Linked DNA regions of Mus musculus: region 2 is linked to region 1. Evidence: chromatin loops called from intact Hi-C (ENCODE). Cell type or tissue: heart. All regions are shown on one strand. Each heading gives the region's core, and the rest is flanking DNA. Links, peaks and the distances in the headings are about the cores only. Region 1 holds the start of Slc41a1 (solute carrier family 41, member 1). Region 2 overlaps Slc26a9 (solute carrier family 26, member 9).

Region 1 (2,911 bases), core at 269-2,768:
CTGCATTTACACTTCTCTCTATGCTAGATCCTGTGAGCCTGTCAGATAGGACCCGGCAGTTAACTAGATTGAAGAGACAGAGGGTGAAGCTACTGTTTATTCCTACATTTTTGGTTGCCTGGCCTTCCCCCTTTCCTCTCGGGTTACTGACAGCCAGACATGGTGTAACTCTTAAAAACAAAAATATCATCGGTAAAAGGTGTAGAAAGAGGAAAGAAAAACAAAGTCAGGCAAATCCAAGTGTCACAAGCTAATATGCATTTACTCCCAAATCATGTCTGTCTTTGCCTGCCCTGCTTTTCTTAGCTTAAAGGAATCCCCACGAATTGCCACCAACTTGTTGCATTTCACCAGCATGGCTCTCAATAGTAAAAAAAAAAAAAAAAAAAAATCCAGAGGGTTTTGCAGGTATGATGAACAGGCTGTTAGTATTCCAAACACTCACAATTAGTCAACTCCAGTTTGGTTAAGGCAGAATCAAACTCTAGGGCCCAAGTTATGAGTCTTCCACTAACTCGGTCACCAGCCAAGCCACCTTAACACAGCACCGTTGTTTTCAAAGATCCTCACTAGTCAGCCAAGAGGAAACACTCAGTCTGAGTCCACCGCCCCCGAGCCAGCAAAGTTTCTGAGTTCCTTCGCTAAAACCTGACTGCCCCCTCCCTCCCGTCTTTCTGGCAGGCCACTTTGACCTGGAAGGGGGCTAGCAAGGGGAGCAGGCCAGTCTCTCAACTACATCAGCAGTAAAGCCACTACCGATGGGCCTCAGGCTCTAGGAAGCCGCGTCTCCTTTCCAAGCGGGGATGGACAAAAAAGCCCGGTTTAGGTATCCCCAACTACAGGGGTGGGGAGGAGGAGTGCCTAGTTGATTTCCGCCGACTCCCGGCAACTCAAGACTGCAAAAGCACTGCGTCCTGGAGTCCCCCGCCCTCGTCTCCCTCCCTCCCAGACCCAACAACACTGACCTGCGCCTTGCTGGGGAGAAAGGGCGCCTGGAGAGTGGTAGCAGGGGCCCGCGGAATTGGGGGATGTAGGGTACCCCCTCTTCTCATCACTCCTCCCCCTCAGCCGTCCTCCTCGAGCCCCCGCGTGTTCCCCGCTACACCCCCAGGCAAGGCGAGCGTCCAACCGCGACACCCGGCTCGCTACATTTCGCTTCTGCCTTCCTGTGAGGCCGCCGCTCCGATTCCACGAGGGGAGGTGGCCTGGTGGGGGGCGATCAGGATATTCCGCCTCGGGCTGGTGTGGACCGGACTGGGCCTGAGATGCCGAGCTCGCTCGTCCCCAATCGCCTCTTGCCCGCGGACTTGGACAAGAGTGTTTGGCTGTGGGTGGCAAACGTGATCTGGGGCAGAGCGGGTGGTAACCCCCCTCCATCAAGAATAGAGTCAGGATGGACAACTGCATCAGCCAATCAGAGCAGGAAAAGGGGCGGGCCCCGCCCAGGCCCCGCCCATTTCCCCGGCGTTTCTTGAGCTGGGGGCGGGGTGAGGGGGAAAACGCAGCAGAGTGACGGGAACTCAGAATTGGAGGGTGTTGTGGGCTCGCGGTGCTCAAGCGCGGGCGGGTGCTGCGCTCCTGAGTTCCCACGGCCTCTCAAGGCGAGCGTTCTGCTACGCATGTACTCCTGAATCTTGACTATCTCTAGTGAGCCTCTGGGCCTTCCAGAAGACCCGAAACCACCCCTTTGAGCCGGCCAGCTGGCGATCGCCCGGGCCGCAGCAGCCATCGCGTGTTCCTTCTCCACGCCCAGTCCCTACCTTCTTCCTGGGCACAGTTCCTATTCATCAGGCTCCTCATCTCTCCTTCCAGGTTCCTTGTTCCTCTGGGCGACTGACCGAACCTTAATCTGCCTTAATAAAGTTCCAGCCTTGATAGGGGTGGGGATGGGCAGACTGGAGGGAAAATTTGGTAGACTCATGGCTGGGGCTACACACACCAATGAGGTAAGGGCGGAGGGGAGCGGGGGTTTCCTTTGACCCAATCGTGGCCCCGTGGGAGAGAAGTCTCCATCCCGGGCGAAATGAACGCCAACTTTCCCTGACGCACCTTGTGGAATCAAAGTGTTTTCATCCTCGCTTTTGCCACTTCCTCCCTGGGGTGTCTTCACTTCATCAATCCAAAATCAGTACCAGTTAGTTCTCTTTGGGTTGTTTTTGTGAAGGGGATGTGACCTCCCTATAAAGGAACTCCCATTTCCAGCCTTTCCCCCTTCATCGGTAGAGTCTATAACCAGAGGTTCCTTTCCTGTCACCTTCTTCCCTAGAAATGTTCCTTGGGGCAACTGAGCATTTTTCTAGACCATAGAGCCTATGACCAGAGGTTCCTTTCCTGTCACTTTCTTCCCTAGAAAGGTTCCTTGGGGCAATTGAGCATTTCTCTAGACCGTTGAATAAGGATAGGATGTATATAGGAGAGAAAAAGAGTGCTGGCTACTGAGCACACATGCTCAACAGCAACTGGAGAGGGCCATTCCTTTGGACAATGATAACAAATGTAGCCACAAAAACCTGTCCCCACCTGCTAATCCAGCAACCCCGGGCTCAGCTCCGCTGCTAGGATATCAAAGGTCTATATTTTTTAAGGGCCCAGCAAATGTCACTGTAGTTGAACTCCAATTTTGGTTTCACAGCCAAGTCTATGTTTGGATATGGAAGTTACTCCTAGATTGGGCAACACTAGGTCTTCGCCAGAAGGACCAGTTTTTGTGCACAATGAGTATAGATTGAGAGGAAAACTAAGACTGATTATATGGCTGCCTGAGTGTTGGCAGTCTTAGCCCTTGGGAGACAGAAGCAGGAGACTCTACAAATATGAGGTCGTCTGGGTCTACCAAGAGACAGTGCCTCATAGTTAGAGTTATACAGTTGAGACTCTGCCTCAAGGCCAAAAACTTTCATCCAATAGCAAC
Region 2 (2,911 bases), core at 327-2,826, 57 kb after region 1:
ACTTTAGCCTCAGGTAGACTGTTCAGACAAGGGCAAAAAGCAGCCACATTTTTGACCAAAATATCACAAAAACAGTCTCTAGGCCACATACTGAAATTCTTCCCCACTGAAACCTCTTGGGCCAGGTCTGCATAGTTCAAATCACCCACAGCACCAATGTCTTCCATATTCCTGCTAGAATGGCCCATTAAGCCTCACTTAAAGCATTTCACTGCTTTCCAAATCCAAAGTCCCCAAATCCACATTCTTCTAAACAAAAACATAATCAGGCCTATCCCAGCAATACCCTAGTCCCCGGTACCAACTTCTATCTTAGGATTTTATTGTTATGAAGAGACACCATTACCAAGGCAACTCTTATATTGTGACAACATTTAATTGGGGCTGGCTTGCAAGTTCAGGTTCAGTTCATTACCATCATGGTCGGAAGCATGGCTGTGTCCAGGCAGGCAGAGTGCTGGAGGAGCTGAGACTTCTACATCTTGTTCTGAAGGCAATCAGGAGGAGATTGTCTCCTATGTGGCTAGGAGGAGGGGTCTCAAAGCCCACCCCTAAAGTGGCATACTTCCTTCCAAAGCCACATTTCTAATAGTGCTGCTCCTGGGACAAGTGTATTCAAACCACCACACTCTCTAATAGACTTTTCACAGATGGAGAATTGATGAGGAGAGAGTCTGCAGAAGGTATGAGGAGGGTTTGACTCTCTCTCTCTCTCTTTCTCTCTCTGTGTGCGTGCACTCATGTGTGTGTGTTTTGAGATAGTGTTTCATGCCAAATTCTTTATATAGCCAAGAATGGCCTAGAGCTCTTAATACTCTTGCCTCTAGCTCCCAAGTTTTGGGATTATAGGTGTGCACCACTACCCCAAACTGTTAAACTTCCTTTCTAGTTACAGAAGCACAGAGTTGCCTCTCCAAAGTGGCACTGAATAAGTGGGGCCCTCAGCTCAGTCTTCTCTTTCCAATTTGGTCTTTGCCTGGCTCATCAAAATGTATTCATTCCAAGGAAAACAGATCTGCAGTCTTGCTAGGAGACTTGTGAGGAAACCTCACACCCCACAGCCTCCTCTCAGGGTGACACAGAGCCCTGGTTTGGAAGGATCTTCTTGGCACTCATTAAAACCCCTTCATTTCTCTCTCTCTCACACACACACATTCACATTTCAAGACCACTTTATTACCAAAACAAATAAAGGAGACTGGCATTTAAATAAATTATACAAATATCTCAAGAGGTAAGTTTGCAGCCTTCCTAGGGAATCTATGTCCTAGGTCAGTGTCTGTAAGAACATGCACAGGTATGGGAAATCTGGATTACTGTTCCCTCACACACACCCTCCCTTCCTGCCTCAGTCATGTCCAGGGCAGCAGTCTGTGTAATGTTTATATTCTACCCCAAGAGTTGCGACTGTGGAGTTTTCTTCAGCACCTTTTTTGTACCCCTCCACCCTCTATGTCTAACCACACATTCACCATAGGTTCTGTGAGTGTATATAGATTCAACATGTTGCCGATCCACACCCCCAAACTCCAAAACCCGGCCACTGTGAGTCTGCCATCCCTTTCAGTCCCAGGTCTGGTCTGCAGGTCAATGGGATCTAGACACTTGGTTCAAAGGGGATTAATAATGTCCTGAGGCTCTGTGACCTTCTCTGCTTCCTGTACTTTGGAGGAGGTGGAGTAGGGGAGGGTAGATTGTCATTGGCTGAGGTTCTCTTCCTTCTGGAATTTAGCACTTTGAGTGCAGGGCACAGTGAATCCCAGATAACATTGTCTTTCTGCCTTCCAAGTTTTGGGCTCCATTGGCAGCCAGATGGCATAATGAATTCACTGAGAAGGAACAGCTGTGGCCAAGAATGTGTTGGCTCGTTGTCAGAGCCCTGTTCTTTAACTCTATGAAGACTAGCTCACTAGCTTATTAACACAGAGACGCATAATGACGGACAGGCTGAAGCTAATAATTGGGTTGTTTTCCTATTTGGGCCGGCCCAACCTGTTGGGATAGGGGTCATTACATTGAAGGAGCTTGGAGAACAAAGAAGAGAGGCCAGATTTTCTGTGTACTTTTATGGTAGTTAGTTTTTATAAGATGTGTGTGTGTGTGTGTGTGTGTGTGTGTGTGTGTGTGTGTGTGTGTGTGGAGAGAGAGAGAGAGAGAGAGAGAGAGGACCTTTTACTTTCAAGTCAACAGTAGGATGTCTCTAAGAAATCTTTGTTTACCTGAGAATTTCACTCCTGTTGTCAATTTTCCTAAGGGTAAAAATGTCTGGAGATTGTTAAGAGTTCCACGTAGAGGGAGATCCAGTCTGGAACAATCCTTCAAATCTATACACAGTAGGGCTATGAAGTTGGTACCTCAGAAGTTCCTCCCCTGCCTGTTGGGACCTACCATCACAGCTCTGGATGGTACAGGCTGATAGGGGTGGGTGCAACTGAGCTGTCCTTTCAAGTGAAAATGGACAGGACAGATTTCCCAAGTGAGGCAATACGGGCTCCGAGGTCAGGTGGACTGTCAGGGCCTAGGATCCACCAGTTTGCCCGAGTTTACATTAGCAACATATTACTCCTTCCATTCATCCAGTAAAGAGGGTTCCTTAGAAGATTTTGTGCAGAATAGCTGCTGCTGTATCAGGATTCTGCCAGTCACCTGTTCCCCAGGATGGGGTGGCCTCCAGGCGGGGAAGATTCATAAGGTGGAATCAGGTCCCTTTGTGTGCTGTCCCTGGAGAGGTAGTGCTGATAATCTTGAGGGTCCTGCCCACTGTCCACACTAGAGTCTGAAGTGCTGGACAGCAGTGGGGGCCTGGGCAGTCTTAGGAAAATGAGAGGGAAATGGGCACAAAGACAGAGACTCCTGGGTTGTGAGTAGTACAGTGTCTTTGAGGCACAAAGCTAACAACTAGAAGGAGCAA

The links. Hi-C counts contacts between places; a loop is a spot of excess contacts. Peaks named below come from ENCODE experiments on the same cell type or tissue, not always from the same donor. Only the 100,000 strongest peaks of a DNase experiment are listed, where the experiment ranks them.
Region 2: it touches region 1 in a loop (2.4-fold over the local background); 4 of 42 quality-filtered maps call a loop at or near these places.

What each region holds. Positions count from the first base shown.
Region 1 is chr1:131,826,448-131,829,358 of GRCm38, reverse strand. It overlaps Slc41a1 (solute carrier family 41, member 1), which reads right to left and starts at 1,347. Exons shown (of 11, transcript NM_173865.3): 1 at 966-1,347. In heart, for the core only: no CTCF peak of the experiment used is centred there; a DNase peak (open chromatin) is centred at 1,408; H3K4me3 peaks cover 1,976 bases; H3K27ac peaks cover 1,693 bases.
Region 2 is chr1:131,769,748-131,772,658 of GRCm38, reverse strand. Slc26a9 (solute carrier family 26, member 9) reads right to left here. Exons shown (of 21, transcript NM_177243.4): 21 at 2,254-2,911. Among named protein-coding and RNA genes, the nearest start is that of Pm20d1, 26 kb to the left of the region's middle. In heart, for the core only: no CTCF peak of the experiment used is centred there; a DNase peak (open chromatin) is centred at 1,778.